2 separate regions of the Homo sapiens genome follow, and region 2 is linked to region 1. A link is an interaction called in ENCODE POLR2A ChIA-PET data of the cell type or tissue named here. Cell type or tissue: PC-9. All regions are shown on one strand. Each heading gives the region's core, and the rest is flanking DNA. Links, peaks and the distances in the headings are about the cores only. Region 1 overlaps MEOX1 (mesenchyme homeobox 1). Region 2 has its middle 14 kb from the start of SOST.

The links. ChIA-PET counts read pairs that join two places held together with the same protein. Peaks named below come from ENCODE experiments on the same cell type or tissue, not always from the same donor. Only the 100,000 strongest peaks of a DNase experiment are listed, where the experiment ranks them.
Region 2: POLR2A ChIA-PET joins it to region 1 with 36 read pairs; 3 of 35 experiments call an interaction of 5 or more read pairs at or near these places.

Annotation. Positions count from the first base shown.
Region 1 is chr17:43,646,022-43,651,394 of GRCh38, reverse strand. All of the region lies in intron 1 of MEOX1 (mesenchyme homeobox 1), which reads left to right. Among named protein-coding and RNA genes, the nearest start is that of MEOX1, 13 kb to the left of the region's middle. In PC-9, for the core only: no CTCF peak of the experiment used is centred there; a DNase peak (open chromatin) is centred at 2,234.
Region 2 is chr17:43,742,593-43,747,965 of GRCh38, reverse strand. No RefSeq gene overlaps it. Among named protein-coding and RNA genes, the nearest start is that of SOST, 14 kb to the left of the region's middle. RefSeq lists a silencer at 3,843-4,002. In PC-9, for the core only: no CTCF peak of the experiment used is centred there; no DNase peak of the experiment used is centred there.

The sequences.
Region 1 (5,373 bases), core at 247-5,246:
CTGCTGCGCTTCCCCCTCACCAACCCACCCCGCCTGGGACTCTCAGCAAAGACTATAGCACCAGACTTTTTTTTCTGAGACGGAGTCTCACTCTGTCGCCCAGGCTGGAGTGCAGTGGCACGATCTAGGCTTCCTGCAAGCTCGGCCTCCCAGTTTCATGCCATTCTCCTGCCTCAGCCTCCCGAGTAGCTGGGACTACAGGCACCCGCCACCACACCCGGCTAATTTTTTTGTATTTTTAGTGGAGATGGGGTTTCACCATATTAGCCAGGATGGTCTCGATCTCCTGATCTCGTGATCCACCCGCCTCGGCCTCCCAAAGTGCTGGGATTACAGGTGTGAGCCACCGCGCCCAGCCAGCATTACGCATTTTCATTCCAGAAGAACCTGCCTCTCTCCCATGAAATATCCCTTGAATTCCCTGGCCCCAGAGAGGCTGGGAGCCCTGCCGATGTCTCTTTAGGCACCTACAGGAGAGGAAAAGGGCCTGGACACTGGGGTGGGGCAGGGCTCAGTGAGACAGTCAGGCCAACCCCAGGAAGCCAGGGAGATCCTGGATGTGAACATCCAACCAGTCTCGGGCTGGCTCCATCCCAGTCTTGTCTATTTCGACGGGCTTTGACCCCTCCTTCTGAGGCTGAAAGTAGGAGAGCTTACGGGGACATCAAAGTGTCTATGCTGTGACAGTGCAGGAAGCCACAGACACCGTTTTCCGAGGATTTGCCAAGGTTTCACCTACTGATGTCATGCTCCAAATATTCCCTTCTTTTTCCCTCTCTGGGGAGTCCCAGGGAGAGAGATCTGAACCCAGACTCAGACAATGTCCCTAAGATAGGCACAGCCTCCATACTCATCCTCCCCCGAGGGCAGCGTGACATGAGGCTATAGCCCTAGACTGGTCCCAGGGGCCTTGGGCAAGTCATTTAGTCTCTGGATCTTAATTGCTCATATGTTCAACGGGCTAATGTGTACCTTACCTACCTAATGGAATAATTAAGAGGATAAAATAGGAGACAGCCCAATAGGGTGGAAAGAGCTTCCTAACAAGAAAATCTGGGTTCTAGGCCCAATTCTGCCCCTAACTTGCCGTGTGTCCTTACAGGAGTTCCTTACCTTCTCTAAGCTCACCTATAAAATGAAAAGGTGACATTGATCATCTCTAAGTCCCTCCCACCTCTACTTTCTATGATTCTGTAGTATCTGTGAAAGCCTAAAAGAAGTTCTCTTTGGAGGAAAGAAATCCCTTGTCAACTGCACAGTGCTATTTGAATGTGAGGCATTTGGCATCCTGTCTGATTTGGATATTAATTTATGTAAACTGGTGCCCTCAGAGTTGGACTGTAGAGTACAGAACTCCAGAAATGTTCAGACAGGGATGGGTCTGTCTGAACCTCCCTGTAGCTCTGATAAAGCTGTCTGCTCACTTTACGAAGGCCTGCCAAATGTGGCAGCTACATATGAAATAATTTGCCCTGGATGGTGTGGAAGCTCATGGTGGAAACCGCAATCACATGCACACCGTTTGCATTTCTCTGGGCATTTGACTGTTCCCTCACAGCCCTGCTCCAGCAGAGGGTGAGGGCTATGCAGGGGCTGGGGTGGGGCAACTCCTTCCTAATCACAGAGGCAGCCCACTGAGGGCCAGCATCCTCCCTCCGCAGTTCTGGAAGAGGCATCTGCGGCCCCCAAGAGAGAAGCAGCGCAGGAGTGATGTGGATTGCCATGTGACACATCTAGTTGTTGTGCCTGGAATTGTGGAACTCTGAAGGCTGCAGCAATAGTGGCCTAGGCCAGGTGCAGTGGCTCATGCCTGTAATCTCAGCACTTTGGGAGGCCGAGGCAGGTGGATCACCTGAGGTCAGGAGTTCGAGACGAGCCTGGCCAACGTGGAGAAACCCCATCTCTACTAAAAATACAAAAATTAGCCTAGTGTGGCGGCAGGCACCCATAATCCCAGCTACTCCAGAGGCTGAGGCAGGAGAATCGCTTGAACCCAGGAGGCAGAGGTTGCGGTGAGCCGAGATCCCGCCATTGCAGTGACCAATCTCCAGCCTGGGTGACCAAAGTGAGACTCAGCCTCAAAAAAAAAAAAAAAAAAAAAAAAGCTGAAAGGCCAGACATTTAAAAGATAACCCTTTCACACAGGTCTGGAGATGTGGTGCCTTAAGGAGCATAGTGCTCTAACTCTGCCCGTGAGTCATCTCAGATATAATCTCCAATAGAACTCTTTCTGATGGTTCTTGTGAACAGAGCTTCAGTGACATGCCAGGCACTGTGCTAGGTGTTAACGCCCGCTATCCAGCTCCTGTTACTTCTCAGCCTGATAAGCACAGCGGGTGTAGCTATTCCTGCTTTGCAAATGAGGAAATTGAAGCTCCAAGAACCTAAAGGACTTGCCCAAGATCCAAAAGCTCTTCCTCGGTGCCTCACTCACCTATGAGTGCTAAGGCCCAGGTTCACCAACAGGTCCTCCGACACGTCTGCATATATAACTTCCCTCCACACAGCTCAAGGCAGGGAGAGAGAAACGGCCCAGCAGAGCCCTGATCATTGAGCTGTGGGAAGGCTGGGGAGGGCTTTGGAACAGAGCACACAGCAAGACCTCAGATCTGACTGAAGGGAGGAACTAGGAGCTGAGACAAGAATACGTGAAGTTGGAAGAGCCTCAGACTTCATCAAGGCTAAGGGTTCTCAATGGAAGAGAGAGTAGGGAGTGTAGGGCATCAAGGCTTATGTTCCAGGAAGGAATTCTGACACCAGCTCCCTGGCAGAAACAGAATCCGGTCCAATCCCATACTTCTACACATGGGGAAACTGAGGCCCACAGAGGAGAGGAAGCCTCCCTAACAAAGTTGTACTATCCTGGGAACAGACCATCTTGGGAAGCATGAGTTAGTTTCTTTTTCTTTTCTTTTTTTTTTTTTTTTTGAGACAGAGTCTTTCTCTGTTGCCCAGGCTGGAGTGCAGTGGTACTCGTGGCTCACTGCAAGCTCCGCCTCCCAGGTTCATGCCATTCTCCTGCCTCAGCCTTCCCAGTAGCTGGGACTACAGGCGCCCGCCACCACGCCTGGCTAATTTTTTGTATTTTTAGTAGAGACGGGGTTTCACCATGTTAGCCAGGATGGTCTCGATCTCCTGACCTTATGATCCGCCCGCCTCGGCCTCCCAAAGTGCTGGGATTACAGGCCTGAGCCACCTGCGCCCCACCCAGCATGAGTTACTTTCATGTGGCAGGGTGCACAGGAACTGTGCCCATGAGCAGGGTGACCGAACAGCTCCCAGAAACGGCATGCAAGTGCTCATAGTGTTTCCATCTTGCTGAATATATTGCAATTTGTAATACTGTTGCAGAACAAAGAGAGCGTAACTTCCACTTCAACTTTCATAGCTTGCTTCCCATACTTCTGGTCCCTTCATCATTTCCAACAGTGGTGAACGTTGATCCCACTCTGGGAAGTTGACAAGGGACAACCGCCCTCCCAGAGCCAATATCCATCCCACCCACCATTAGTAGGTATTGCCCCCAGGTTCACACAGGGAGTTAGCTGAGACCGTCAGTTCCCAACCCAGACTTCTTCTTCCTGTTTCCTCTGCTGGAAATCGGCACTGGAACCCCAGAGGCTAAATCAGGGCAATAAGAGACAGGAGAGGAGAGGTGGCCAGGGATGGGGCATAGCTTGGCTGGCAGTAGTCAGCTGCCCTATTTGCAGAACTGGGGTGGGGGAAGTTATTTGGGGGACATCATGGGGCACCTGTGCACACCTAAGCAGGTCTTGGAGGAGGGTAGATGTGGGTAGCAAACAGGGTGGTGACCCCAGGACCTCTGGAAGGGGTGACAAGCCCAGCTGCCATGGTCCAGCTCCAGGCCCCAACCTGAGCCAGCCAGCCAGGAGATATGGAGAGCCTTGGCTCTAATCAGATGGATCTGGGTTCAAATCTCCCTTCTGTCACCTAAAAGCTGTCAGGCACACTGGGCAATTTCCTGGGCCTGTCTGAGGCTGGCTCTTCTGTATAACAGGATTATTTAGCAAATACTTAGCAAGTACTTTTTCCTCTTCTCTCTAGGAGAATTATGTGCAGAACTGGTTGGGGGCGCGGTAGGGGTCAGTTGTGCCAGGTACAGAAGCAACTATGGCTAGATGCTAGGGTGAGAAAAAGTGTTTCCCTGGGGAGACAGCTATTAATCAAATTATCACACAAACCCATGTTAAGAGTGCTAAAGGGGGTAAGAACAGTATCCACTCATAGGCCGCTGTGTGGTGAGGTTAAAGCCGCAGATGCCTCTGGGCACACACAGAAACCTTCAAGAAGTGCATCTGTTTCTATCCCAGCCCTTCAATGGCATCTCGTGGAGCTGATAAATTGGAGAATATATTTGTCCAGCACTTTTAGATTTTTCTTTTTTTTGAGACGGAGTTTTGCTCTCGTTGCCCAGGCTGGAGAGCAATGGCGCAATCTCGGCTCACCGCAACCTCCGCCTCCCAGGTTCAAACGATTCTCCTGCCTCAGCCTCCCGAGTAGCTGGGATTACAGGCATGAGCCACCACGCCCAGCTAATTTTTTGTTGTTGTTTGTATTTTTAGTAGAGACGGTGTTTCTCCATGTTGGTCAGGCTGGTCGCGAACTCCCGATCTCAGGTGATCCGCCCGCCTCAGCTTCCCAAAGTGCTGGGATTACAGGCGTGAGCCACCTTGCCTGGCCACTTTTAGATTTTAATAGCATGTTGCACACACATATTAACTCGTTCGGTCTTCCAATAACCCTAGGAGGTAGGTGAAATTTCCTCAATTTCTTGATGAGGAGACTGACGCCCAGAGAGGCTAAGTGACTTCCTCAAAGTCTCCAGCATGGAGATTCAGGATTCAAGCCTCTGCGGTCCTCTGGGCTATCCACTCCCCGCAACCGTGGAAAGGAAGGGCTGGGAAACACTAAGCCTCGGGACGGGAGAAGATTGGGAAACCAGTCCCCGACCGCGCCCGTCGTCTAAGCCCGGGTTTCCTGCCTCTCTCCGGGCCCGTGGGCCGGGCTGTGCTCCGGGAAGCCCGTCATCCGCTCGTGACCGACCCTCCCCGGCCCGCTGCCAGGAGGGGGCGCGGCGCTGGCGGCGGCCAAGGCCGGAGGGCTCCTCGGGGACCCCGGCCCGGGGCTGCGCGTCCTTCCCTGCTGCCCACGCTCCCGCTTCCGGAGGGGTCTGGACCTGCCTTCTCCGGCCTGGAGCCAGAGGCCGCCGGGCAGGCAGCCCGCGCCAGGAACTCGGCCCCCTGCCCTGCTCCCCGGGCGCGCCCCGCGGGCGGCCAACCCGGATCGGACGCGGACCCCCGGGCCAGGGTGCCACGACACCCCTGACCCGGGCACCGGGACTATCGGGCCCCT
Region 2 (5,373 bases), core at 61-5,060, 97 kb before region 1:
TGCATGCATTACTCCCTGGGTCCCCCAAGATCGGCCTCCAGCTCTCCTCCACCCAGGAGCTGCTGTGTGGAGACAGAGACTGGCTCGGGGTCCCATTCCCCAATCCCCTCCCTTCCATCTGCTATGCCGCTGCCAGATGGATTTTACTTTCTCTGTTTTTTTAAAAAGCAAAGTTCAAAAAATATTTTAAACACAGGAAATTTAATACGTTAGCATTTTAGCTCCATCTACAGTATTTCTTTATTTTTTACACAGGGTTTCACTCTGTTGCCCAGACTGCAGTACAGTGGCACAATCATAGCTCACTGCAGCCTCTATCTCCTGGGCTCAAGTGGTCTTCCTACCTCAGCCTCCCAAGAAGCTGAGACTACAGGTGTGCACCACTACACCTAGCTAATGTTTTTTATTTTTATTAGAGACAAGGTCTCACTATGTTTCCCAGGCTGGTCTTAAACTCCTGAGCTCAAGTGATCCTCCTGCCTTGGCCTCCCAAAGTGCTGGGATTATAGGTGTAAGCCACCATGCCCCGCCCATATTTCTTTTAGATATAAAACCAATAGAAAAATTCTATGTATTTCTCTTTCCATGCCTTTCCCTCCATGGATTGTTTCCAAAGGCAACAATCCATGTTTTCATACCGTCCTACATATATTATTTATAATCAATATACAAACGTGCGTTTTTAAATTTCACACGCATTTTATCATACCATACATATGCTGAAACTCACCTTTTTTTTTTACTCAAAATTATGCTTTTAAGATCTAGCCATGTTGGATTATTTTAAAATCTTGAATGGTATTATATTTTATGACTATACCACTATTTGCTTATCTATTTTTCTTTTTTTTTTTTTTTTGAGACAGAGTCTCGCTCTGTCACCCAGGCTGGAGTGCAATGGCGCAATGTTGGCTCACTGCAACTTCTGCCTCCTGAGTTCAAGCAATTCTCCTGCCTCAGCTTCCTGAGTAGCTGGAACTACAGGTATGTGCCACCACACCCAGCTAATTTTTTGTATTTGTAGTAGAGACGAGGTTTCACCATGTTGGCCAGGCTGGTCTCGAACTCCTGGCCTCAGGTGATCCACCTGCCTCGGCCTCCCAAAGTGCTGAGATTACAGGCGTGAGCCACTGCGCCTGGCCTGCTTATCTATTTTTCTACTGATTTAGTTTGTTTCCAGTGTTTTCACCATCAAACCCAATGCACTAAGGAAGATGCCCGAATTTGTCTCCTGACGCGACATATGCTAGAGTTTCTTCAGGACAGAGAGGAGTGAGTGTTCTAATACAAAAATCTAATCATGCTATTTCCCCGCTCAAATTCCTCCATGGAATTTATTACCTAAAAGGTCAACTCTAAACTCCTTAGCTTACAAGTACATGATCTGGTATCCATCTACCTGTCCAGCCACGCATTTGACCGCTGACTTCCTTAGCACTTTGTTCTCTGCAATATCGTATTTCTCTTAATTTCTAAATCGCCCAGGGGGTTTCAAGCCTCTGCTTTTGCACATTCTCCTTAGTCTGTCTAGGATCCCCTCCTCCAACTCCTCTGGCCTGGAAATTCCCCTTCAAGTCTCCTTTTGAGGAGACTGCCTCCTCCACAGAGCTGACCACCACGCCACATCCAGGCTGTGTTACAAGATTGACACACAGGCTGAACGTGGCCGTCTCCCCTCTGGACTATGAGGCTATTGAGGACAGGACCCCAGCCTTTGCACATTTGTAGCCTCAGTGCTTTTGCACAGGGCTTGGCCAGAATCCGGGCTCCATAAATATTTGTTGAATTAATGGATGTTTGGCTGCTGGGGCATGATTTGAGCAGCAGAAATGAAAAGCCCAGCTTCCTCCCAGCTCAGCAGCAGGCAAGAACTTTGGGACAACTTTTCCAAAGCACTTATTTCATTCAAGACCCTCTGTAGCTTTGCAACCGTGGCGGGGAACGGGGCCCTTCCCAAGAAACCAAGTCCATGATTGTTTACCCTGGACATTATTAAACACCCACATTACAGGTATCTCTGTCATTTGGCCAACAATTTGGTGTGTGATGTTAGGTTATTTCTATGTCTGAAGAAAACAGCTCAGCTCTGACTAAAGAAATAAATGATAACATTTTTCTTTCAGGCAACCAGATTCCTTGGTACAAAAGGCTCCCTGGGGAGAAATGCCGGGACAGTGTGGCTCCTCTGAGGCTATTTACATCTGTCAGCTTCTCTAATCTCTTGCCTTCCTTCCTCTGTCTGTTTCCTTCCCTTTGCACAGAGCCCGGCATTGAGCCTGGTACTTACAGGGAGGGTGGTGGAGCCATCGTCCTCACGTATGCGCTGGGGATCGGGGTTGGTGGGGGGTGGCCAGTGGCATTTGGTGGGTTTTTTTTTGTTGTTAGAAACCAGCCTTAATTTAAGATAATAACTCTCCTTGTTTGCCAGTGATCGCTATTTGTAGGCACCTATTTTCCCTGGTCAATTTGGCTAAGATAAATCGAATCTAAAAGGGAACATTTTCTAAAAATGCTGCGGGGCAGTTTGCAGAAACTGGACCAAGGAACATCTTCCAGGTCACCTGTTCCATGATGGCCTGGATGCCCCCCTTCTTAAATGAGATTGGGGGCATAGAAACAGACTCCCCAGCCTTTTACGACAACACCTTTAAAGTGTCATTGAAACCTGGGGGAACAAGGACCCTGAAGAATCATTTGGTCTGGACTTTACTGAAAGATTCCAATTCCTGCATGGTCAGCCCCCGCCCCCTCTCCAACTGGTCTCTTGTCAGTGTCCTCACAACCCCCAGCCCAGCCCTGGCTCCCACCCTCCACCCACCCTGCCTGTCTGTTAGTTCCTCGAAAGCACCAGCTCCCAATTATGACGATGCTGTTCCCTCTGCCAGGGACACTCTTCTTGCATTCTCTGCCATCCATCTGATGTCGGCTCAAATATCACCTCCTCAGAGGCCTTCCCTGACCATCCCATCTAAAACAGGATTCCACTATTCTTTTTCCTAACCCTTGTCACAAGTTGTCATTTTATATTTGTCTCATGGCAGGTCTGCCTCCGCTGCCCAGTTGTAAGCTCTATTAGACAGGGACTGAGCTGGCTTGTTCTTGAGATCTGAGATCACAGAGCCTGGCCTGCAGCAGGTGCTCAGTATATCAGTATATGTTGGCAACTGAGTGAACCAGCAAGGGGTCGGTGGGCCCTGGCACAATTGCTCTGCTACCGCTAACACCACCACTAAGAATGTCATTTAAATACCAGATCATAAGCACCAACTTTAGTTCCAGGCAGCCCTCCTCCTGGAGTGGGAGCAAGAGACTCTCTCCACCTCATCCCCCAGGCCTGGAAAAATGTTTTGAGCTTTCAGTTGCTTATTCTTTTCTTCTTTATGCACAAGTTGTTTTCCTTTCCTCAATCGCTTTATTTCCCTTTTTTCTAGTAGTCACATCTTCATTAGAGATTTTATATTACAATATCATCATAGACTCCCTTTTAAATTTCCCTGGTCCTTCTGTTGCTGTCTGGGGAGACAGAGGTGCACACTCTGAAGTCGGTACCGGACCCATTCACACTGGCCCAGCTTCTGTGTGGCTGACCAGCCGTGTGTCATTTAATACCAGACTGTGTGGCTGACCAGCTGGGTGTCTCCAACCCCTCAGGGGCTCCACCAGACCCTTGGAATCAACCCCCTATGGTTCTCCCTTGGGCCCCTATCTCCTGCATGCATTCAACTCACCAACCACCACGTGCGCGGTTTCTGTTTTCTGTCCATTTGCCTAACGTCTCTTGAATCCATCCATTTCTCTCCAGTGCCACTTCCCTGGTTTGGCCGCCGTCTCCCTTGTCCTGGCCTCTGATATTCTCCTGGCCTCTGGACTCACCTCCTCTAAGCCAGTCTTCCTCTGGGCGCAGAATCTGATCCTGTCCCTCCTCTGCTTCCTGTGGCCTTAGGATGGAGAGCACTCACCTCAGCCAGGCCCCCAGGCTAAACCCGATCTGATGCTCCCAGCTCTCCAAGCCCTTCTCTTCTCAGATGCCTCTCTGGGCTCCTCTTAGTTCCTGCAAGTCCCGCACTCTCTCCCACCTCCGGCCTTTGGGCAGCGAGTCTTTCAGCTAAGTGGTTTTCCTACATCACCTTCTACTCCCTCCTCGGCTCTCATACATCCTCCTGGATGCCCCGCTGAACCTCCTGGGCCAGTTAGGGCCTTCCCCTGTGTTTTCCTGACAGATTGTAGTTTCCCTCATATTGCCTTGGCGAAGTGCCCTCTAACTGCCAATTTATTATTATTATTTTATTATTATTATTATTTTGAGATAATAATCTCAGAGTCTTGCTCTGTCACCCAGGCTGGAGGGCAGTGGCATGATCTTGGCTCACTGCAACCTCTGCCTCCCAGGTTCCAGCGATTCTCCTGCCTCAGCCTCCTGAGTAGCTGGGACTACAGGCACATGCCACCACGCCTGGCTAATTTTTGTATTGTTAGTAGAGATGGGGTTTCACCATGTTGTCCAGGCTGGTCTCGAACTCCCGACCTCAAGTGATCTGCCCACCTTGGCCTCCCAAAGTGCTGGGATTATAGGCATGAGCCACTATGCCCGGCCACCAATTTATTATTTCTTCCCTTAGACTGGGAGCTTCATGAGGGCAGAGGCTGGCTGTCATGCTCAGGGGTGCAGAGAAGATCCTGACTTAAAATTCCTGTGACTTGGACATGCAGGAGAAGCCAGACGTGAAGGATATAAATTGAACCAACTTGGACTGAAGATCCCAGCCAGGAGGATCTGCTCCCCCAGGAAGGGAACTGATTTGTCCTCGAGGCCCCTGGGATAGGAGAAGCCACAGCATCCTGTTGTTTGATCTTCTTATCTTCAAGCAGGCATGACTCGGTTCCAGAAATACAAGCCATAAGATAGACCTCCAGACTCCTAGAGACGATCTGAAGCTGCAGAAGCCCTCCACTGAAAGACCGGACCCACTGCCTACTCCTCCTGGCAGGTGCCCTGGACAAGGGCACAGACTTCACAGCGTTCAAGTGTGAAGGGATTGTCCTTCTCCAGCCCTGGATATTAAAAGGTCTACCCCGATGAGCCATGGAGGGACTCTGAGTGTGTGTGTGTGTGTGTGTGTGTGTGTGTGTGTGTGTGTGTGTTGGAGGAGTTGCTTATGGAAAATATTTTTCCTGCTCTTAAAAAGGGACTCCTGCCAGGCATGGTGGCTCATGCCTGTAATCCAAGCAGTTTGGGAGGCCGAGGCAGGTGGATCACCTGAGGTCAGGAATTCGAGACCAGCCTGACCAACATGGAGAAACCCTGTCTCTAATAAAAATACAAAATTAGCCGGGCATGGTGGCACATGCCTGTAATCCCAGCTACTCGGGAGG